3 separate regions of the Homo sapiens genome follow, and regions 2 and 3 are each linked to region 1. A link is a loop called in an ENCODE intact Hi-C map of the cell type or tissue named here. Cell type or tissue: gastrocnemius medialis. All regions are shown on one strand. Links, peaks and the distances in the headings refer to the core of each region. The heading gives the core; the rest is flanking DNA.

Region 1 (7,965 bases), core at 1,510-6,509:
AACTTTCCTAAACCTTTAATCATTTATGGTGCTCTCTGCTGTACCTACCCATTAGAACAATTTTTAAAAACATAACACTGTGTAATTATTTTCAAAAGCCCAGAGATACTAATCAAGTGATCCTAATAGTCTTAAACACTATCCTCAAACCAAAAGATAAATGGAGATTGGGAAACTTGCATTCTAAGTGCCACCATCCATATAAAATTGCCCTGTGAATTAGAGTAATTTCAATCAGATCCTGTAAAACTGTAAATTTTTCTCAAGACCAGAATGAGACAGTAACTGTAAGATAGTTTAAAAGCCCAAATTCTGGAACATAAAATGGTTTTCCACATAGCAAATTCAACAGCAAAAGGTAGTCAGTAGGGGTTCGGGAGAGCAGCAACATTTAGAAAATAATAAATAAAATTGCAGGGCTGGGTGAGGTGGCTCATGCCTGTAATTCCAACACTTTGGGAGACTGAGAGGGGGAGGGCCACTTGAGGCCAGGAGTTCAAGACCATCATGGGCAACATAGCAAGTCTCATCTGACAAAAAATAAAAAATTAGCCAGGTATAGTAGTACCCTGTAGTCCAGCTACTTGGGAGGCTGAGGCGGGGGGAATACTTGAGTCCTCGAGTTTGAGAATGCAGTGAGCCACAATCATGCCACTGTGTTCCAGCCTGGGCTACAGAACGAGACTCTTATCTCAAGAAGAAAAAAATTACAAAATATTAAACTATTCATGTCATAGCCACTCTGCCTTAATGCAAGACTATAATTACTCTAAAAAATCATATGCTGCTCAAATAAGGCCTAATTTCCTTACTATATGGTGTCCTTAGTTTTAAGTTAACACATTACATACTAAAAGAAATCCAGGCTGGGCATGGTGGCTCACGCCTGTAATCTCAGCACTTTGGGAGGCCAAGGTAGGCAGATCATGAGGTCAAGGGACTGAGACCATCCTGGTCAACATGGTGAAACCCCGTCTCCACTAAAAATACAAAAATTAGCTGGGCGTGGTGGCGCGTGCCTGTAGTCCCAGCTACTTGGGCGGCTGAGGCAGGAGAATCGCTTGAACTCGGAAGGCAGAGGTTGCAGTGAGCCAAGATCGCGCCACTGCACTCCAGCCTGGCGACAGAGCAAGGCTCTGTCTCAAAAAGAATAAAAATAAAAATAAAAAAAGAAAGAAATCCAAAGTCATTTCATGCATTAAAAACTCAATTAGGTTTTCACATAGGCACTGGCATTTATGACTGTTAACAGCTATTAACACCCAGTGAGTTGGTTTATACAAAAATACAAACCAAAGTAAGTGTATAATTTGTTAGTTCCCTGACTCATTAATCGTTCTTAAAAAAGATTATTTTCAGGCCAGGCGCGGTGGCTCATGCCTGTAATCCCAGCACTTTGGGAGGCCAAGGCAGGTGGATCACGAGGTCAGGAGTTCAAGACCAGCCTGACCAACACAGTGAAATCCCATCTCTACTAAAAATACAAAAATTAGCCAGGCGTGGTGGCGCATGCCTGTAATCCCAGCTACTCAGGAGGCTGAGGCAGGAGAATCACTTGAACCTGGGAGGCGGAGGTTGCTGTGAGCCAAAATAGCGCCGCTGCACTGCAGCCTGGGCAACAGAGCGAGACTCCGTCTCAAAAAAAAAAAAAAAAAATTTTCTTTAACATGTAAATGACTATACCAAAACCCTTTTTTCTCTCTCTCCTGAGATAGGGTCTCATTCTGTTATGCCGGCTTGAGTAGAGTGGCCTCATCATAGCTCTCTGCAGCCTCGACCTCCTGGGCTCAAGTGATCCTCCCACCTCAGCCTCTGGAGTAGCTGGGACCTCAGGGATGCGCGCCACCACGCCCAACTAATTTCTTTTTTTGTGGGGAAGGGGTTTCAACGTGTTGCCCAGGCTGGTCTCAAACTTCTGAGCTCAAGGGATCCACCTGCCTCAGCCTCCCAAAGTGCTGGGACTAGAGGCATGAGCCACTGCGCCAGGCCCAGAAACCATTTTTAAGTGTCACATCAGCTATTTGCTAAGGTATTAGGTGTATTAAAAAAAAAAGAGGATTAAATTATTATACTAGAACCCATTTAATATAATGCATTCAGCAAGATAAACTCAAAGTAAGTGGAGGAAGTGTAGGCAGGAGATTCCAATTCAGTTTTGTGACAGGAAGTACCTGCTATGGAAGTATAGAAACAAGAATACCAAGTTCTGTTTTAGCACAAGAAAGAAAAAAAAAGAAAATACTAGTGAATAGGGCAAAAGAGGAAGTTCTTTTTAGTGAACCATCTGTCATGTATTACAGACAATTAGAAAAACATTCACTTTTCCACTAGGTTTATGTATGAATGTAGTTCCCCAGGTGTACTGAAGTCTGGATTTTGCAGTTTCCCTATGACAACATATCCTATGATTCAATTTTTATTTATTTATTTAGAGAAGGGATTTTGCTCTTGTTGCCCAGGCTGGAGTGCAATGGCCCGATCTAGGCTCACGGCAACCTCTGCCTCCCCAGTTCAAGAGATTCTCCGGCCTCAGCCTCCCGAGTAGCTGGGATTACAGGCATGCGCCACCACACCCGGCTAATTTTGTATTTCTAGTAGAGATGGGGTTTCTCCATGCTGGTCAGGCTGGTGTCGAACTCCTGACCTCGGTGATCCGCCCAGCTCGGCCTCCCAAAGTGCTGGGATTACAGGCATGAGCCACCGCGCCCGGCCTATGATCCACATTTTACACATCCATAAGAAGACAACAGTGGCTTGAAACATTAAACTATTCGTTTCATATCTTAAAGTTTGATTAACTTTTTAAAATCAATGCTAACTACGTAAGAATCATTTTTTAAAAATACTTAAGTTTCACAACAATGTGAATATACTACTGAGCTGTATGTACACTTAAAAATGGTTAGGATGGTAAATTTGATTTTTGTGTTTTTCACGACACAAAGTGTGTAAGTTAATGAGAATTTTTTCACTTAAATGTTAATAGTAGCTTGTCATATAAATTTTGATTAAAGGAAAAATCGCTTTACACTTAACTTTTAATAATTTGCTGTCATCTTTAAATTAATGTAATTAATTTTTAAAGATGCTTCCATACATGGGCAAATTCTTTAATCCTGAATTATAGAGTGAAAGTGAAGCACTATTTTCAATTAACATCTTTCAAATCATCTAAATTATTGCCAACAAATACTAGTTATGAAATTAGGTATATTTTATTTCTGTTGATTTCTTTATTCAATTAAGTGCAAATCTCGAATTAAGAGAGCAAGATCCCTAGTCTTTTCTTAAAGCAACTGTAGTTCTGGATTATGAGGTAGGTGACACCACACCTCAGCCTTTGGCAGGGCGGTGGCCCAAAATGCTGAAGTCAACCATGTCCAATCACCCTTCTGGTCTGGCTCAGCCCTATCAAAAATTGTCAGGCTTCTGTGAACTTTCATTAAGTCCCGTTCAGAAGACTGCACAACCCAGGTTACTTTAGCAGCTCGGGAAGGGCCTGGAGCAGCCGGGTTGGCTTGCTACCTCTGGGAAGTCTCCAGGAAGAGAAAACTGGGAAAAGGCTTTAACTTTGCGCAAGCCCCTTTTCTCTGTCAACATCTCTTTCCCTTCCCAGCGAAGGGATGTGTTCTCGAAAGATCTACCCCTTTCCAACTCAAATGTCATTCCCTGATCAGCTGCTGGAGGGGCAAGCGGCGCTCAACCCACGCCCTCCTCTTCGAGCACCTTCTCCAAGTGCCAGCGCGCCGGGCTCGCTCTGCAGCCCCCCACACCAGCCCTACAGGAAGAGGGGCCCTGGCTCACGACCCCGGCCCGCCTCTGCAAGGGGGCTCCCGGCCTGGGAGGCTGTGGCTGCCCGCGGGGGTCCACTCCCGGGTCGAGTGGGGGTGACCAGAGCCAGCGGGAGGGGTTTCTTGGGAGAGGGGAGAGACGGCCTCACCTTGACCCTGATTTCGTAAGTGGTGAAGCGGCCCCGGCCGACCCCCACCGTTTGCGGGTTGCTCACATCGATCTCGAGGAAGTTGCTGGGGGGTCCGTAGGCGTCATTCAGGTTCTGCGGCTTGGTGATCAGCCGCCGGGTGTCAGCCACGGTCTCCGCCATTTCGCTGTAGCTGCTGCCGCCGCCGCGGGCTCCCTCCGCCCCCTCCGCGTTCAGCCGCCGCCGCCGCCGCTGCTGCCCGCCGTGGGGACACGGGGCTCGCGCGCAGCGGTCGCGAAGAGAACGAGCACGTAGAGCGGGCGTTCACCCCGCACGCGAAGCTCCTCCCCGCGCCCCTCAAGCTTCCGCCTCCGAGCCCAGGGGAGAAACGGCTCACTAGCTGGAACGCCACGCCCGGCTCCCGGGAGGCCCGGCCGAGGCTGGGGAGGGGCACTGCGGACTGGGGTGTGAGGAGAAGCGGTGTCATGGGACTCGGGGTCGCAAACAGGTTCCGGCCGGACTACAGCGCCCACAATGCACCGCGAGCGCGCCGCCGCGGGGCTGCGGCCGAGGAGGCGAGGACCCAGACGCCCAGAGCTGGCGCTTCCTGTCTCTCTGCGCCAGCCTCGGCCTGCGGCGGGGTAGAGCGCCGGAAACGGCTTTAGCGGCTTTGGGAATTGCGGGCGAAAGTTAAACGGAGAGATCTTAGAGATTTGCCCGCAAATCGAAACAAAACTGCCCCTACTAACTCTGTGCCAACCTGTGCACCGTCTCACTGTGAACCCCTGAAAATGCCTTTCTGGAGAAGGTTAAGCAAATGCCTGAGATGATTTTGCCATAAACCCGAGCGTTGCACCAGACACGCGTCTGGATTGATAGGTTGAAACCAGTAAAGTGGGGGAGTGAAATAAAAACTAAAGCCCTAGTTAAATCCTAGCATTATGGTCAAATCGATTTTGGAGACAGGTCGGTCCGCTAAAACAAAGTAACAGTAGACCGGCTGCAAGCTGCTTTGGGTGTCCACTTTCGTTTCTCACGAAGTCCTGATAAGTTTTTTTTTTTTTTGAAAAGTATTAAACGTACCTCTACAGGACTGGAAATGCAACTCACATGAGCCTTTTTAAGAAACGGGGAGGAAGGCCGGGCACGGTGGCTTATGCCTGTAATCCCAGCACTTTGGGAGGCCGAGGCGGGCGGATCACGAGGTCAGGAGTTCGATACTAGCCTTGCCCACATGGTGAAACCCCATCTCTACTTAAAAATGCAAAATTAGCTGGGCGTGGTGGTGCGCGCCTGTAATCCCAGCTACTCTGGAGGCTGAGGCAGGAGAATCGCTTGAACCCGGGAGGCAGAGGTTGCAGTGAGCTGAGATCTGCCATTGCACTCCAGCCTGGGTAATAGAGTGAGACTTTGTCTCAAAAAAAAGAAAGAAAGAAACGGGGAGAAAACCCAATTAATTAGGTCCTAGTTCATCTCTTATGGTCCAATGGGAAATGCAGATTTTAAATGTTGAGATACGATACATTTCTATCTCTGCCCAGAGAGTTATCCCTCACAACTATTTCTGCATTTTTTAATATGTCAAGTTTAACACTATAATTACTTTAAATAACCTGATCTTCCCCGCCCCCCTTTTCTTTAGATTTTAAATTATTAGTAATTATTTGTGGAGACGGGATCTCACTGTGATTCCCAGGCTGGTCTCCAACTCCCAGCATCAAAGTGATCCTCCCGCCGTGGCCTCCCATATGTGCTGAGATGACAGGTATGAACCACCGTGCTTGGACTGATCTGTCCCTTGAACTGCAAATTTCTTTTCTTTCTTGCTTTTTTTTTTTTTTTTTTTTTTTTTTTTTTTTTGAGACGGAGTCTCGCTGTGTCGTTCAGGCTGGAGTGCAGTGGCGCATCTTGTCTTACTGCAATCTCCACCTTTCGGATTCAAGCGATTCTCCTGCCTCAGCCTCCCGAGTAGCTGGGATTACAGGCGTGCGCCATGACACCCAGCTAATTTTTGTGTATTTTCAGTAGAAACGGGGTTTTGCCTTATTGGCCGGGCTGGTCTCGAACTCCTAACCTCAGCTGATCCGCTCGCCTCAGCCTCCCAAAGTGCTGGGAGTACAGAAGTGAGCCACCGTGCCCGGCCAACAGCAACCATTCTTAATAACACTAAGAAACACTGGAATAAAAAGAAATTACTTGGCCGGGTGCGGTGGCTTGCGCCTGTAATCCCAGTACTCTGGGAGGCCGAGGCGGGCGGATCACCTCAGGTTGGGAGTTTGAGACCAGCCTGACCAACATGGAGAAACCCCGTCTGTACTAAAAATACAAAATTAGCCGAGCGTGATGGCGCATGCCTGTAATCCCAGCTACTCGGGAGGCTGAGGCAGGAGAATTGCTTGAACCTGGGAGGCGGAGATTGTGGTGAGCCGAGATCGTGCCATTGCACTCCAGCCTGGGCAACAAGAGCAAAACTCCATCTCAAAAAAAAAAAAAAAAAAAAAGGCATTACTTAAATACAATGTATATTATTTTCCAGAAAACAACATTCATTTATTAATTCAACAAATATTTGTTGAAGACCTACTAGATGTTTTCATTCTAAGTACTAGAAATGAAAGGGTAGATAAGTCAGGTTTATAGCCTAGTATATAGTCTGTCTTAGGGAGACAATTCAGTAAATAATACACCTGCCAATATAATTGGTGCTATGAGGCAAATAAAACTGAATAATGTGACAGATAGTGACAGACAAGCTCATTAGATATTAATGCTGGGCATGTCTCCTAATGCAACAGACCAAATGGGAATTTGACTGGTATGATTAGAAATGTAAGCTCAATAAATACATATCAATGACTCTGAATTGAAGTCTATGCAAGCTAAGAGACCAGGAACTACTGTATTATGTTGTCATCGGTGACACCTGAACAAAGCAATCATGGAATATTCTCATAGAATGCTTCTGTCTGATTCCTTGGCGACCACTCAGGGCAGCAGTGGGCAGCCAGAACAAATGCCTGCAGTGGGGAAGCGGCTAGGAGGGACAGCAGCACAGCATCATAGCACAGTTGTATAGCCAAAGAAGACCTTCTTGGTGTAAATATCAGGAAAAAAAATTATCCTTATTTTTCAGGAATTGTGATTGCATTTCTAGAATACAAATCCAGAAATAATAAGCTACTAGAATTAACAAGAGAATGTAGTGGCAAGACAGAAATAAAGAATGTAATAGCTTTCCTTTGTCTATGCAATATCTAGTTAGAATGGAAATGGAAGAAAATACCCTGTTTGCAAGTGACCAGAAGTACAAAATATCTAGGAAGGAAGGGATAGGAACTATAAGGAGCAAAGGGAACATAGGACTAAAACTATGAAATTGTATTCAAAGATGTAAGACAAAACCTAAAGAGAAAAGAGTCTATGTTCCTGGATGGGAGGACTTAATATCAGAAAAAGTCACTATCTAAAATTAATAACTTAATACAATTAGAATCTCAATGTGGTTAGTTTTACTCACCCACTCCCACCTTGGATGAGTGGGTGGCACTGAGTCAAGTTTTTTTTTTTTTTTTTTTTTGAGACAGAGTCTCACTCTGTCACCCAGGCTGGAGTGCAGTGGCACAATCTCGGCTCACTGCAACCTCTGCCTCCAGGGTTCAAGCTATTCTCCTGCCTCAGCCTCCCAAGTAGCTGGGACTACTGGCGCCTGCCACCACGCCCGGCTAATTTTTGTGTTTTTAGTAGAGACGGGGTTTCACCATGTTGGCCGGGCTGGTCTCGAATTCCTGACCTTGTGATCCGCCCACCTAGGCCCCCCCAAAGTGCTGGGATTACAGGGGTGAGCCACCGCACCTGGCCCAAAGGTTTTATCATTCAGAAATGGCAAAACTAGGCTGGGCGCGGGTGCACGCCTGTAATCCCAACACTTTGGGAGGCCGAGATGGGCGGATCATCTGAGGTCAGAAGTTTGAGACAATCCTGGCCAACATGGTGAAACCCCGTCTCTACTAAAAATACAAAAAAATAGCTGGGCGTGGTGCCGGGCG
Region 2 (7,965 bases), core at 1,540-6,539, 110 kb after region 1:
ACTAAGTGTAGAATTTCAGCTTTTTTTAACTTTTAGTTTCAGGGGTGTGTGTGCAGGTTTGTTATATAGGTAAACATGTGTCACAAGAGTTTGCTGTACTGATTATTTCGTCACCCAGGTACTAAGTCTAGTAGCCAATAGTTCTTTTTTCTGCTCTTCCCCCTCCTCCCACCCTCTACACTCAAGTAGGCGCATTTCAGTTTTACCTGAGGTGTTAGATACACGATTCTTACCTTGGTTGAGAAATGTGTTTGGATAGTTTTTTTTTGTTTGTTTTTTGTTTTTAACATGTGTTTTGGTTGGTGAAATAAATAATAGCTTATCTTCAGAGTTTTCCTTAGGATCTTCATTATGTCCTCTTGGAATATTTATGTTACATGTTAAACTGTTTATGATTCTGAAGACATCAGATTAGTGAGGAAAACTGATTTTTAAAAATGTTATTTCTTCATATCTCTTCTGAGAGGGACACTAAATAGATGTTTTACTAATATGGGTCCAGAAAAAAAAAAAAGAATTCTGATGAGCAGAAGATCATGCAAAATTCTCCTCTATCAGCTATCAATATCATTTAAAAAATAGGTTTAACCATTTTTATGAAGCAGGAAGAAAGCTATTAAAAACTGCTAATAAAAAATAGGTGCTTATTTTTGTGCTAATCCTAATTACTGATAATGCATGCTTATGTTTGTCACTCATTATATGGCACTGTACCAATCAGTGGATGACTGAGACTCAAGCACTCACACATGTAAATTAACCATTAGATTTTTTTTCTTTTTTACTTAAGTGAGTCATAATGGAAAGCAACTCTAGGTTATAAAAAAATCTTTTCTCTTTAATGCTAATGAAATGTCTCCACTCTCTGTATTAGCAGACTACCCTTATTGGTAATCTGTAGCCTTCTCTTTTGTTCGTGGTGGTAATGAAATGCTGGGTACTGAAAAAGCCAGCTCTCCAAGAATGTGTGGCCAATTGTCTTCTGTTCACTTATACTGTAAAATTACCGTTCCCCGGCAAGGCCGAACAAGTGCGGGGACAAGATCAAAAGAGTATACATTGGCACCCGGCTACAGCAAGTGACTCCTGCTTTATTAATTAGTCATAGCTTCTCCAAGCTAATTTACTCTGATAGGGCAAAAACATTCTGAAATATAAAAACAGCAAATTATAACTCAACTACAAGCCTTTACTGTTTGCTTTCTTCAACTTTCAGTTTAAACCTTTGCATTATGTTACAAGCTAAATGTCCCTTCAGTTTTCTAAACCTTAGGGCACAAAAGCTATTTTACATTTTTTTCAAAGACATTAATCATACAGTCAAATGACCATTTTTATTCTCTAAAATCGGGTAAACTTTCATTGATACTGTTCTTTTAAAAAGTCAGTGTATTGGCAATGTAATTTAAAAGTGCAGTTGCTATTAAAATGTGCAAGCTCGTTCTGTCCTCTCATCAGAAATGCCACTGGTGTTCAAGCATTTGAAAAGGACTTTCTCTGTCAGTGTTTTTGCGGAAGCCAAATTTGACAGTGATCCTAAACTCCAAATTAAATAATATCAGCACCACTTTCCTTTTCATTTAATCACCATTTTGAAGTTCCTGAAGTCTTTTTAATGTAAGGAATCTTTAGCAGTTTTTTAGTTATAACCTGAGACAGCCAAAAAAAAAAAAAAAAAAAAAGTACATCTCTATTTCATGGTTTTGTTGTTTTCAGGTGGGAAAGAAGATATTAGCTGTAAAAAGAAAAGTGATTTAGACCTGTGCAACCCAGGTTATTGTTAATTGCATTATAACCATTCGGTTTGTAACTTTTAGTATTTTGATTTAATTGAAAGAATTCACCAATTTTTATGTCCTCTAATGGGGTTTAAAAATAACAATGTACTATATCTTGTGGATATATGTAAAGCAAGTTGTACTGAGATTATTTGAAATGTGCTATCAAAGAAAGATCAAAACATTTTTACATTGGGAGTATCTAAAGTCCATGTTATTATATACTTAGGGGAAGTTGCAATGATTGATGTCAATCTTCATTACACATTTATTTTTGGAGTCAACTTCTTTCCCTTCTTAATTGTTGTCTTTGTGAATTTTAAAAGCCTTTAGAAAAAGTTACATCATTAAGCTTACTTCGTAATTGTGAATTTAAAAAATAATTTTAGAAAAGATCAATAAACCTAACTTGGATGGAATAGTTTCATCTGTATTATGCATTTCTTGTATTGTCACAAGTTATTTTTTTAAGGGACTATATTAGCCATTCTTGAAAGGTGGTTTTTTTTGTTTTTTTTTTTTTTGGTAGAAGGAATATTTGTGTTTGTGAAGGTTAGCAGAGGCTGGCTGTGCTGGAAGTGACTGCAGTGCCTTTTGATTATTCATGGACAGTAATAGAAGGCACTTAAAAAGAACAATGAAATTGCTTATTTTTGTGATGGGCCATCTGTTGAATTGTTTTGTGCAACAATTGCACAATAGTATCTATGTCATATCATTCTATTTTCAACAGCAGCTGATTATGTCTCACTGGCTACTTGTCCTTATTTCTAAAGGCCCATGACCATTTAAAGTCACCTTTCCAGGGACCTTTGCCAGAAAGGTATTAGAAATCTCAAACAGCCTGTGTATTTTATTATTATTATTTTTTCATCTCTCTTTTTTGAGGGGGTGTGGGAAGCGGGTGGGAAGAGGAGGAGGGTGTTGGTCATGTTAGTTCTAATTAATTAGACTTCCTAAATGTTTAGGACAATTATCTATGCTTTCCACCTGTAGTTCTATAAAAGAAGTTATCATAGAACCATTTGGTAATTTGTGTAGAAATGATAGGCTTGCAAAAAAGAAGAGTCAAGTTTAAAAGACTGCTATACAGTGTTTCATGCTTTTAATTATCTACTCTTTTCTTCATGATGATAATTAGAATTTTTCTCTTGGAATTTACTTCCATCTTAAAAAAAAAGATGATCCACTAGCAAATTTGTTACAGCAGAAGTGAAATTAAAATAAAACAAATGTGTTGTTGTCAATAGGTCACTGACATTGCTGATGCCATGATTCTGAAACAGCTTTTTGAAAATCTGTTCAAAAACGGGGTCGTCGTTGTGGCAACATCCAACAGGCCACCGGAAGGTAAAAACAAACATTGTGCTAGTCTCATCCAATTAGGTGGAAACTAACAAGCTTTTAAAAATCCATAATTTTGAACTAAATGTATTGTGTTAATAAATCTGATGACTTTGCTTATTATTAGTTTTATAACTGGCTTAATCTGAAAAATCAGTTGGTATTTGCATTTGAAAAGTTTTGTATCCTTAGCAAGCTAAATCCAGTTGATTCCCATGTTTGGTGCACTTGCTGTTTTTTTGTTTTTTTTTTTCCCTAAATATTAGATATGTCATATGTGCTTAGCAAAAAATGCAGGCCTTTTGGACTGCTTTTTATGGCCCATAAAAGAAACTCAACCAAATGAAAGACGAAACTCATAATTAAATTTTAGAAAAAGACCGAAAACTTGCTTGCATGAATAGTTTCTAATACTTCACTTAAATTATCATTTCTAAAAAAGCACTTGTGGCTTATTAGGAAAGTACTTAAAAATTAAAATACAAGTAATATTTAGATTAAAAACAACAACTTTAAAATCTTGCATCTTTCAGCCCATCACGTGCTCAGTTAAAGGTCTAAGAAACCACAAATATTTCATGAGAGACTTAATGGGAACATCTTTCTGCCTGGAGTGCTGTTTCTCCAGATATCTGCATGGCTAAGCCCTCACCTCCTTTGTCTTTGCTCAGAAGTTACATTGCCAGTGAAGCCTAGACTTGTCTCCCTGTTTGAACCTGCAACACATCCCTTTCTTCTTGGTGCTGCTTCCCTTTACCCTGCTCTCTCTTTTACCCATAGCACTATGGACCTACCATATAATTTACTTATTTATTATATTTATAGTTTATTGTCTGTTCCCTTCCAGGATACAAAAGCTTCATGAGGGCAGTGATTTTTATCTCTCCTGTTCTCAGATGTGTTCTCAGCACCTATAACAGTGTCTTACACATAGATGGTTCTCAGTAAATAGTCTTAGAATGAACATTGGATGATTGCATGTTTTAAAAAGATCTCTCTGGCTGCAGTGTTGAGAATAGAGTGTGGGTATGGGGTTTCAGGGTTAGAAGTAAGGAGACCTTTTAGGAGACTACTGCAGCAATCCCAAGGGGAGGGGAGGTGATGGAGCAGTAAAGTGGTGAGAAGAGGGCAGGTTCTGGATGTACTATATAGGCAGAGTCAGCAGGATTTACTGATGGAATGGAGCTAGAGTATGAAAAAAGAGAGAGGGATCAAGAGTAACTCAAAGGTTTTGGCCTGAGCAATTGGAAGGATAAAGTTGCTGTTTACTGAGATGGGGAAGACTACAGAAAAAGCAGATTTGGTTAGGGAGGTGGAGGTAGGGGTTTCTGTGGTGACAAGGGGGATACATATAAGAGTTTGGACTTCATTGGAAAAGTCTGGGCTGGAGATATACATTTGGAAGTTATCAGTCCTCAAGGAGGCAGGAAAGAGCAGCTGGTGAGGTAGGAGGAGAACCAGGAGAGTGTCAAGTGAGGAAAAGAAAAGTAGTACAAAAAGAATTGATGATTACTTCTGTTAAGTGCTGCTACAAGCTGAAAATGAGGTTGAGAATTAACCATTGCAATTAGTAACATGGAATTCATTAGTGAGTCTGAAAAGAGTAATGCCATAGTGGGAACTTTTTTTTTAAAGTAAGCTATGCCACATTGATGGTGTATATTGAATTTTAAATTGCTAACAGACCCAGATCTTACTATGTAGCCTGCTGTGAAACTAGGTCTCTCTCATTCTATGTTTGTGTAGTGGATTTCTTTTTCTTCTATTACATTTCAGCTTATTAGTCTTATGTTGTTCCATTTTATTGATTTTTATTGAAGTATTTTTTATTTTTATTTTTGTTTTTTGTTTTTATTTATTTATTTTTGTTTTGCAAATGGAGTATGTTTGAAGTATTTTTGAAGTATGATTCTAATATAATTTTTTTTTGGCTATCCCTACTATGACATTTATACATTTGATAATCATATTTCTATGTCTTTAGCCATTCCTTAATTAAAATGTGTAAATCAGATAGGACTAAATTAAGTTACTTGTTGCATACCACTGGAGGCCTTATCTTAGGAAGACATCAATTAACTAATCAACACCTTTTGGATCCAGTTATTCAAACAATTATAGTCATACCTCATCCATTGTACTACAAAAGAATTATGAGTGATTTTGCAGATGTACTTATTAAAATCCATATAATGTTATATACAGCATTCTTGTGATTAACTAGTGTTAGCCACCCTATGAGCCAAGGGAGTGAGCTTTTTAATATTAGATCTTCTATCTAGGTGGAAGTGAAACTTGTCTCTACTACAGCTGATGTGTTGATTTGACAGTGGCATCAGTATTACCTTTAGACATTCAGTGACAAGCTATGCTCGTAAATAGCAAAGAGCTAGAACAATTTTGGAAGCCCTTTAGCAAAGACTGCTGAAAGGATAATTAGGCTGCTCAGACTATGGCAGTGTGGTTAACTAACTGAGGAAGGACAGCCACCAGGAGGGATTAAGGAATGTTTTGCAGCTCCTAGCTTTGTAGGAGTGAACAAAGCTACCGGTGTGTCAGGGTAGCCTGCAGAAATCTGAGCTGGAGCCACCCTTCTGGAGAAGACTGTAAGTTCAAGATGCGGAATTGCAAAAATTGGACAAACTTAGAGAAAGCCTTTTCTAAATATAAACAGTGGAAGGAATGGGATGCTTGTCACAGACCAGGTTTTTTAGCCACAGCAGACAATCATCATAAATAACTTAATATTTTAAAGTAATGAAGATGACATGTATATGTGTGCGTGTGTGTGTGTATAATTTTATTTGTGGAGAAAAAGACTCAGAGAGACTAAGCATATCAGGAAGAGGTAAAACTGTAAGACGAAGAATGAAGCAGTGATTGCCAAGGTCCAGGGTGAGGAGGTGTTTGACTACAAAGGGGCAGGCTCAGGATGCAACTGCTGCATCCAGATTGTAGTGGTGGTTACATGTGCTAAAAACTCATAGAACCGTAGGCCAAAAAAGTTACATATTATAAGTAAATTAAAAACAAATGACATGGATAGTGAATGACAGAACAAAGACTAGAACTTAGGTTTTGTGACTCTTTTTACACATTGTTTTCTATCTTTTTGCCTTATGGTCATCACTGATCTCTGTCTATCCTGTCCTAGAGAAAGAACGTCCTTTTCTTAAAACAGCAGCTCAAAGTACTGTATTAAAAAAAGGTGGGAGGGGGAGAAGAAAATAAAGAAGAGTGTCCTCTTTTCCAGCCATCAAAATGCGTTCAACTTTTTTTAGGTCACAATTTTTTTTTTTTGGAGACGGATCCTTGCTCTGTCGCCCAGACTGGGGTGCAGTGCGCGATCTTGGTTAACTGCAACCTCTGCCTCCTGGGTTCAAGCAGTTCTCCTGCCCCAGTCTCCCAAGTAGCTGGGATTACAGGCACCCACCACCATGCCCAGCTAATTTTTGGTATTTTTAGTAGAGACAGGGTTTCACCATGTTGGCCAGGCTGGTCTTGAACTCCTGACCTCAGGTGATACACCTGCCTCGGCCTCCCAAAGTGCTAGGATTACAGGCGTGAGCTACTGCACCCAGCCCCAGATTGATCTGGCTGGCTGGCTGGCTGGCTGGCTGGCTATCTATCTATCTATCTATCTATCTATCTATCTATCTATCTTTTAAAATAGAACCAACTTCTTAGACTGCTACAAGAGCTGGCAGAGGGTTGAGGCAAAGCTGAGTGGCTGGAGAAATGACCCATTTGAGGTAGCCAGTGGGGCTAGAGTGGAGAGTGAGGGGGAGAAGGATGCAGTAAGGTACAAGTTGATCTGTAGAGGAAAGAGCTAAACCTTTTAGCGTAATAAGGATTTTGGATTTTATTCTAAGAGAAACGCTAAGCCACTGAAGCTTATCTTAAGCAGGGACTGATGTGATCTGAGTTGGAAATATCCTTCTGGCTGTAGTTTGGAGAATAGGTTACTAGATGGGGTATAGTAATATGATGCATGCAGGGAGACATATTAGGAAGCTGTTGTAGCACACTAGACAAGAAATGATGATACCTTGGTATAAGGGTATAAGGCAGTGATTTTCAGTGAGGGGCCTCTTTTGCTCACTAGGGAATATTTGGTAACATCTGAGACATTTTTGGTTGTCTCACCTGGTGGAAGAGGGCTGCTACTGGCATCTAGTAGGTAAAGGCCAGGAATATAGCCAAAGTATCCTATAATTTAACCCCTGCAACAAGGAATTATGTAGCCTGGGTTAAGAAACCCAGGTACAAGGTGATGGCAATGGATATGGAGAGAAGGATAGATTTGAGAGAGATTTAGGGGGTGAAGTAGACAGCACTTGGATATAGGTTGGATACTGAGGAAAAAGGAAAGGACACTTTCTAATTTTCTGGCTTGTACAGCTGGGTGAATGGTGTGTCTGCCATTCAACAGAGACAGAAAACTAGAGGTTAGGAGTCTAGAACACGCATTTTCTTTTTTTCCTCTCTCTATTAATCGTTTAGCCCCTCTGATTAATTCCTTCTGCTTCATTCATCTCATTCCCTCCATTTCTAGTTATAATGCTTTGGTAATTGGTGGTCATGTAAAGCAACACCAAGTTTAGGAACCTAAGAGAGTAAATAGCTGTGGAGTGGAGTGTCTTGGAAGGTCTTGTGGAAGACAAGGGGAAGTCATACTTGAGGCGGGTGGAGGGAATAAGGTACCAAAGACTGCTTTCCTGCACTTCACTGTTTTTTCTAGCCCTAACTTCCAGTTCATGCCTTGTTTGGGTCCAAGGCCTCACCCTCTGTACACCATGCAGCTGTTAAAACCCCAAATCAGTATAAGCTTGTGATTACTACT
Region 3 (7,965 bases), core at 1,800-6,799, 130 kb before region 1:
CATCACCAGGAGAACACAAATATTGTCACTATGTTTACAAAGAGAGAAAAGTAAATATTTTAGAAACACTTTTGGGTACTGTTGTTTTTCTTTTCTTTTTTTAAGAAAAAAGCATTTTCTGGTTAACTTGAAGGTTTCATCAGAAAATAAAATGAATCAGATTACTTCATTCCCCAGTGTACCCATTAATCCAAATTTGAATCTAGTTATTTAGGATTTAAAATAGAAAAAAAAAAAGGTATATTTGGCTGTTTCTAACAATCTGAATAGGAATTTTCAGCATGAATTTCCTCAGTAGATGCTTGGTAACTTAAACCCCTTGCCAGGTCCATCCCTGACTGTTGTGGCTGAGAGAGCTATTGTGCAGAGGGAGTGGGCACATCTGCCCAGGTGGTAAGCTAACACAAGAAGCTACAGGGCCACAGAGAGGAAAGAGAGAGAGGGAGAGAGAGAGAAATACCTACAATTTCCCAAAACGCTCTGCTATATTTCCCGTTTCCACTCAGTAACCACCATCCCTTATCCCAATACATAAGGAAGTTAGAAGAGGTCTCTTACCCTTTGATATGGTTTGGCAGTGTCCCCACCCAAATCTCATCTTGAATTGTAACTCCCACAATTCCCATGTGCTATGGGAGGAACCTGGTGGGAGGTGATTGAATCACAGGGGCGGGTCTTTCCCGTGCTGTTCTCATGATAGTGAGTGGGTCTCAAGAGATCTGATGGTTTAAAAATGGGAGTTTCTCTGCAAAAGCTCTTTTTTCTCTTGTATGTTGCCACGTGAGACATGCCTTTCACCTTCTGCCATGAGAGTAAGGCTTCCCCAGCCACATGGAACTGTAAATCCATTAACCCTCTTTCTTTTGTAAATAGCCCAGTCTTAGGTATGTCTTTATCAGCAGCAGGAAAATGGACTAATACTCCCTTACAATACAATTTGCTCTGATTAGGATAGTTAGGATAAAGGTCACCCTCAGGATGACTTGGATGGGAAAGATGGAGGGTTCGTTTGATCAGAAAGCCTGGGGGAAATGGCAATGCAGGCCAGGTTTGACTTGCATCCTTCAATCTCCCATCGCCCTCCCTAACCTGCTTCCTAGCCACTTCTCCCGTGGTCTCCCTTACCCATGCTGTCCTTCGCTCCTGAAAGTTTGTAACCACTACACACTTCCTGGGCCTGTCCCTTTTGGAAGTGCCTCAGGCTTCAAAATTACTGTCACAACCAGCTTTTTAGTTGAGTATTAAGATTATCTGACCAAGTTAACTCATTCTAACATGAATGATCACTAGAGAAGACGCAATTCAAAAGAAGGTCTTCGTAACCTAAAGGAAGCTCTAATTTGTGGATTTCATGGGGGAAATGTTACAGGGGCCCATGGCCAGGGTGGGGGTGAGTTACCTGGGTCAGGTGCTTACCTCTGGTCAATAAACTGAGGGCACCAGGAGCATGTGGCCCACAGGGCAGCTGGACCAGTGGGCCAGGGTGGGTTATTTTAAAAGGGAATATGGGTTGGGGCAGTGATTGGTATCACCTTTGTATGATTCTTATATTAGTCTGCTCAGGCTGCCATAATAAGATACCATAGACTAGGTGAGTTAAACAACAGAAATTCATTTTCTCACAGTTCTGGAGTCTGAGAATTACAAAATCAAAGTGCTGCTTGATTTGGTTTCTGGTGAGGGCCCTCTTCCTGGCTTGCAAGTGGCTGCCTTCTCTGTGTCTTCACATGGCAGAGACAGAAAGAGCTCAAGTGTCTCTTCCTCTTCTTTTAAGGGCACAAGTCCTATTGAATTACAGCCCCACCCTTATGAGCTAATTTAACCTTTATCACCTTCTTACAGACCCTGTCTCCAAATACAGGCACATGGGGGTTTAGGGCTTTAACAAGTGAGTTTTGAGGGAACACACATATCCAGTCCATAACATTCTGCCTCCTGGTCCCCCCAAATTCATATCCTTCTCACATGCAAATACATGCATTCTACCCCAATAGCCCCCAAAGTTTTAACTAATTCCAGCATCAACTCAAAGTTTCAGGTCCAAAATCTCATCTAAATATCACCTAAATCAGATATGGGTGAGACTCAATGTATGATTCATCCTGAAGCAAAATTCCTCTTCAGCTAGCAACCCATAAAACCAGAAAAATCATATGCTTCCAAACTACAATGGTGGGACAGGCATAGGGTTGACATTCCCATTCTAAAAGGGAGAAAGAGCAAAAAAGGAAAGGGTGATAGGTCTCAAGAAAGTCCAAAACCTGGAAAGGCAACTTCCATTAGATGGTAAGGCTTGAGAATAATTCTTCAGCTCAGAGGGTGCCCCACCTCTCCAGCTCTTGAGAAAGGCCCTGCACATATGGCTGTCTTCAAGGGCTCTGCCTTCTGAAACTGAGGAGAAAATAGTCTTGCCTCTGGGCTTGTGGTGGGAGTGACAGCCTTGGTGATCTCTGAACTGGCTTCAGGTCACTTTTCTCTTTCTTAAAGGATAGCTCATGTTCACAGCCTTCCTTCATTCTGGCCAGTTTTCTCCCAGCTAGTGAAGTTTTGCTGGTATAATCCTACCTCCATTCCTGGCTTCTGCTGAGATGGCTGATTAGATCGTAGTTCACATCCACATTAACCTCATTATTAAATAGTCACTCAGCCACACCCTTAGTGTTCTCTTCAGAACATGATTCCTCATTTTTTTGCAATATGAATAGGCTAAGAATTTTCCACATCTTCAAGTTCTGATGTCTTTTCGTTTAACAATTCCTTCTTCAATTTATCGCTGCCCTCTTGCATTTTACTATAAGCAGTAAGGCAGACCCACGCCTCACTTTCAATACCTTGCTTGGAAATCTTCTCTGCTAAATATCCAATTTTATTGCTCACAAGTTCTACCTTCCACAAAACACTAGAACGCAGCCCAGCAAAGTTCGTTTTCCCTTTACAACAAAGAGCACCTTTTCTCTAGTTTCCAATAATTGTTCATCATTTCTGTCTGAGACCTTACCAGATTGGCGAGGTCTACGTTTCTACCAACATTCTGCTCATTGCTATTTATGTGTATTCTCTAAGAAAATGAAGGCTTTCTCTCCAACTCTCTTCTCTTTCCGAGTCTTCACCAGAACTGTCTTTAAAGTCCATATTTCGGCCAGCCGTGGTGGCTCACGCCTGTAATCCCAGCACTTTGGAAGGCCAAGGCAGGCTGATCACTTGAGACCAGGAGTTCGAAACCAGCCTGGGCAACATGGCGAAACCCCATCTCTACCAAAAATACAAAATATAGCTGGGCGGGTGGTGCGCACCTATAGTCCCAGCTACTTGGGAGGCTGAGGCAAGAGAATTGCTTGAACCTGGGAGGCGGAGGGTGCAGTGAGCCGAGATCGTGCCATTGCACTCCAGCCTGGGCAACAGAGCAAGACTCTGTCTCAAAAAAAAATAAATAAATAAAGTCCATATTTCTATCAACAACCCCTCCTCAGCAATCTAGACATTTTCCAGCATGCACCTCAAAACTTCTTTAGCCTTGGTGGGGCACAGTGGCTCATACCAGTAATCCCAGCACTTTGGGAGGCTGAGGTGGTGGATCAGTTGAGGGCAGGAGTTGGAGAACAGCCTAGCCAACATGGTGAAACCCCGTCTCTACTAAAAATACAAAAATTAGCCAGGCACGATGGTGTGTGCCTGTAGTCCCAGCTACTCAGGAGGCTGAGATGGGAGGACGGCTTGAACCTGGGAGGCAGAGGTTGCAGTGAGCCGAGATCCTCTAGCCTGGGTGATGGAGAGAGACCCTCTCTAAAAAATAAAAAGAAATTAACTAGCATAGTTCTCATCTCATAAATCTCAACTACATAAATCACCTTAGATTTAGATATATAAGTGCACATTGGAGTCCCCTGAGGAAGCTTTAATAAACATACCATACTCTAGTTTCCCCCACCAGAAATTCTTATGTAATCAGTCTGAGGTGCAGCTCAGGTCTTGGGAGTTTTTTAAAGCCCATCAGGTAATTCTAATATGCTGTTTAGGGGCAGACATGGTACATCATCAAGCAAAGTTAGGGGGACAGAGGAGCTGGATGGGGCCACTTTATGTAGCTCAGCCCCAGAGCTACACCAATTGACTACTAACAGTCTCTTAGTTCAATTGGTTGAGGGCCTTTATACTCTTCTAGCTGTACCTGCAAAGGAATATAGAGCAATTTAGCAACATAGGTGTGCTAAGTACACATGCAATAAAACTGAAATCAAAGGCACAGAGCTTTCGGGGGAAATAGAGATTCTTTGGATATGGGAATGGTGGGGTTTTGTTTAAACTATGGTGTTGGTGACAAATAGAGCTCTGGCTTATGTTTCATAATGTATGTAGTTGTTTCCATGCACTTATCATCATTTAGCTGATTTTTTTTGTTTGTTTGTTTTTTGTTTTTGAGATGGAGTTTCGCTCTCGTTGCCCAGGCTGGAGTGCAATGGCTCTATCTTGGCTTACTGAAACCTCCGCCTCCCAGGTTCAAGTGATTCTCCTGCTCAGCCTCCCAAATAACTGGGATTACAGGCTAATTTTTGTGTTTCTAGTAGAGACGGGGTTTCACCATGTTGGCCAGGCTGGTCTTGAACTCCTGACCTCAGGTGATCCACTCCCCTCGGCCTCCCAAAGTGCTAGGATTACAGGCGTGAGCCACTGCACCCAGGCCCAGCCCATTAGGCTGATTTTTGACAATTACTACTTTTTCTTCTGGGAAGTTGGGAGCGTACCACCCTCCCTCATTTTCCCCGCTTTTCCCAGCTCACAGCCAGGAAAAGAGGAATGGTCCCACTAAAGGGCTACTGGGTCTAAGTTTGGCCTCCTGCAGGGTGGGGAGGAGATGGGGCTGGGAAGACGACAGGGAGAGAAGTTCCTCTCCATCCTAGCTGAGGAAGCCACTGGGCCTGGGTGTAGGTGGTGTCACCAGATATGATTTTGTCTGTGGTTCTTTCCTCTGTGCTGCTAGGAGCGGACAGTGACACTTCCCTCTTTGCTGAGGGGCAGCACCTCTTATCCACTCTGCCATGAGGGAAGTAAAGCAAACCAAAATGGCAATTTACCGTCGAGGCAAGGTTTTGTGCAATATTCATTCAATATCAATCTGGTGAGAGGCCAAAAGTACACTGACATTTTTTGCATGGTAAACAAGGGCCATGTGACATTGTTCCAGCTTTTGCCATAGAGAACTACGCAAAAACTCCAATCCATTAAAAGATGCTAATTCCTTAAAGAGAATCCATTGATGATCACTTGAAAAAGATGGAACCAACCCTGCCATGTAGTTTCAAAAATAAGTTCCACCGTGCATACAGAGTTGCCATTTGGGAAGATGAAAAAATTCTGGAGAGGACTGTGGTGATGGTCTCACAACAATACGAACGTACCTCGTGCCACTGAACTGTACACTTTCAAATGGTTAACATAATAAGAAGGAAAAAAAATCCACATTGAAAACTAAAGGCATCCCATACTCAGAGTTAACACCATCTTTAAATACATGATATTCAAACCGAAACCCTTTAAATACATGATATTCACACTGAAAGATACAGTCTTGTACGTGCAGGAGAGAAGGCGAGCGAGGGCATGGCAGGCAGGGCGTGTCTGTGCCACCACCAACACCAGACTTTCCATTCGCAAACAGCTTGTCAGACTGGAACTCTTCCTTCGTTCAGCTGGTGTTTCGGTGCCAGACAATCAAAGGAAAAGGAGAGAGAAACCAGCGAAGCCCTAGAGAGACAGGGAGAAAGCCTCAAAGCAACGGAGACAGAGCCGGGCCCCACCGCACGGCTGGAGGGCCGCCCCCACACGGAGCTGCCCCAGCCCAGGGCCTGCGGGGCCGAGTCGCCTCCCGGCAGCTGAGTGGCAGCCTCGGCTGCGGACCCAGGCGCAGCTTCCCCCAGAGGCCGGCGCTATTAACTCCCGGGGCCTCCTGCGGCGGCGAGGCGGTGGCACGGCTCCTCCCGCTCCCTCGGCCTCCAGGTTCAATAAGGATTACATCATGGAGCAAGTATGCGGGGCAGCCTGAGAATCAAAGCCGTCAGCACCGGCGGCTGGTTAACTGTACTGTTGCTGAAACACATCCTTCCCACCCCCTCCCCGCGCCCCTCTCCCTGCCCCGGCCCTCTGCTTTTCGTACCATTAAGGATAGCATTATTGGGGAGAGGAAAATCTGATCAAAACTGTCGACCGCCAACGACAGATTTTCTATGGATTCTATAAAGGCCACCTTAACGATTTCCCTAATTAATGGATGACATCTTTGGCTGAAGGAGAAACGATGGATTCGACTCTGTCTTCGTCTTTGTTAACCTTCTAATTAACTTTCGTAGGTCACCCAGGTCTCCCAAACCTGAAAAGTGAAGAGGCCCATTGTGCGAGGAGCAGTAAACTTACTTTTTCTGCTGGGGTACTTAAAAGGGAGAGCGGCTATAGGCCGAGAAAAATAACTCCATTTAAAAGCTTTGTGGCTGCAGAGAATACATAGGTCCCTCCCTTAGAAAATAATTGAAACACCTTTTATACCAATATTTCTATGCATAATAAAAACAAATTAGCAAAATGCATCTAAATTCAGCAGCACTTTCAAATTACCTTTTTTGGAATGTAAGCCTCTGCAAGTCAACAAAAGGAGTTGGGTTTAGAGAGAAAATTGCAACTGCAACAGCTATCAGCCTTTATGCTGAGAGAGCAAGGAACTCGGATCCCTCCGAGTCAGGGCCGGGAACTCGTATACCTCGGAGTTATCTCCCTGAGGAAATGCTCCAAAATACACTGCCCTTGCAGAAGCTGAGCTGTAAACTGCCTGAGGGACCTAAAGACTCTTCACAAATGAGCAGGACTTTTTCTGGATAGAGTGATCTTTTGGGGTTCAGAAATATTTTAATGGTGTCAGTGAAAAACAAACTGCAGTGGAAAAGCCAGAAAACGAGATAAAGCTCCACTGTGATCATAATATTGACAGAGCAGAGCAATTTATTTTAAAAAGTTAAAAAAAATTGAGTTTTATTTTTGGTAGATTTGCCAAACTAGGCAGATGAGTTGTGGACACTGCTCTAGTTCCTTGGCATCTTTGAGGGCAATGTAAAGGAGATACTGAGGGAACAAACAGCAGGTGCCCGGCCTAAAGTGGAACCAAATGGAGAATCCTTTAAATAATTTTGCTAAAGGAGCACTCCTCTGAGATAACTTGCAAGGGAATGGGATTCCTAGCCCAAGGACAACAGCAGCTATTTGATCATTGTTTTCTGGTTGTAAACAAAATCAGAGCTAATTATCAAAAAGCACAAACCTTTAAATACTGTCAATATTGTAATTTTATAAATTAAATTATAATTTTATAAATTTAATTGCTACTATTTAATATTTTAATGCAATATTTTAATTGTGTCTATTCATTTTTCTATGTCCCCTCAAATTTTTACATAGTTCAGATTATATTCTACTTTTTGTTACTTTAATACCTTAATACCATATCATTAGCATTTTTCTTTTTTTTTTTTTTTTTTTTTTGAGAAGGAGGCTTACTCTGTCACCCAGGCTGGAGTGTAGTGGCACGATCTTGGCTCACTGCAACCTCCGCCTCTCAAGTTCTAGCGATTCTCCTGCCTCAGCCTCCTGAGTAGCTGGGGTTATAGGTGCAAGCCACCACGCTCAGCTAATTTTTTGTATTTTTAGTAGAGATGGTGTTTTACCATGTTGGCCAGGCTGATCTCAAACTCCTGTCATTAAATGATCCACCCGCCTCAGCCTCCCAAAGTGCTGGGATTACAGCCATGAGCCACCGCACCCAGCCTGTTTTTCTTTTTCTTTTTTTAACATTAAAAAAATTGTTTTTCAATTTAGAGATAGGCTCTACCTGGTTATGTTGACCAGTCTGGTCTCGAACTCCTGGCCTCAAGCAATCCTTCAGCTGCAATCCTCCTGCCTCAGCCTTCCAAAGCCCTGGGATTA

The links. A loop is a pair of places that touch in the nucleus more often than their neighbours do. Peaks named below come from ENCODE experiments on the same cell type or tissue, not always from the same donor. Only the 100,000 strongest peaks of a DNase experiment are listed, where the experiment ranks them.
Region 2: it touches region 1 in a loop (6-fold over the local background); 7 of 110 quality-filtered maps call a loop at or near these places.
Region 3: a loop joins it to region 1, with 4 times the contacts of the local background. A loop is called at or near these places in 5 of 110 quality-filtered maps.

The regions. Positions count from the first base shown.
Region 1 is chr6:108,256,820-108,264,784 of GRCh38, forward strand. It overlaps SNX3 (sorting nexin 3), which reads right to left and starts at 4,221. Exons shown (of 4, transcript NM_003795.6): 1 at 3,941-4,221. The coding sequence starts at 4,102. RefSeq lists silencers at 3,799-3,908, 4,019-4,278 and an enhancer at 4,406-5,241. In gastrocnemius medialis, for the core only: CTCF peaks have their summits at 4,548 and 4,799; DNase peaks (open chromatin) are centred at 3,582 and 4,382; H3K4me3 peaks cover 2,446 bases; H3K27ac peaks cover 2,960 bases.
Region 2 is chr6:108,363,205-108,371,169 of GRCh38, forward strand. It overlaps AFG1L (AFG1 like ATPase), which reads left to right. Exons shown (of 13, transcript NM_145315.5): 6 at 3,029-3,128. Among named protein-coding and RNA genes, the nearest start is that of AFG1L, 72 kb to the left of the region's middle. RefSeq lists an enhancer at 2,171-2,713. In gastrocnemius medialis, for the core only: no CTCF peak of the experiment used is centred there; no DNase peak of the experiment used is centred there; H3K4me3 peaks cover 140 bases; H3K27ac peaks cover 4,200 bases.
Region 3 is chr6:108,128,084-108,136,048 of GRCh38, forward strand. All of the region lies in intron 1 of OSTM1-AS1 (OSTM1 antisense RNA 1), which reads left to right. The region is part of intron 1 of LOC124901368 (a long non-coding RNA gene); the gene reads right to left. Among named protein-coding and RNA genes, the nearest start is that of OSTM1-AS1, 8.4 kb to the left of the region's middle. RefSeq lists an enhancer at 5,517-5,596. In gastrocnemius medialis, for the core only: no CTCF peak of the experiment used is centred there; no DNase peak of the experiment used is centred there; H3K4me3 peaks cover 870 bases; H3K27ac peaks cover 258 bases; H3K27me3 peaks cover 364 bases.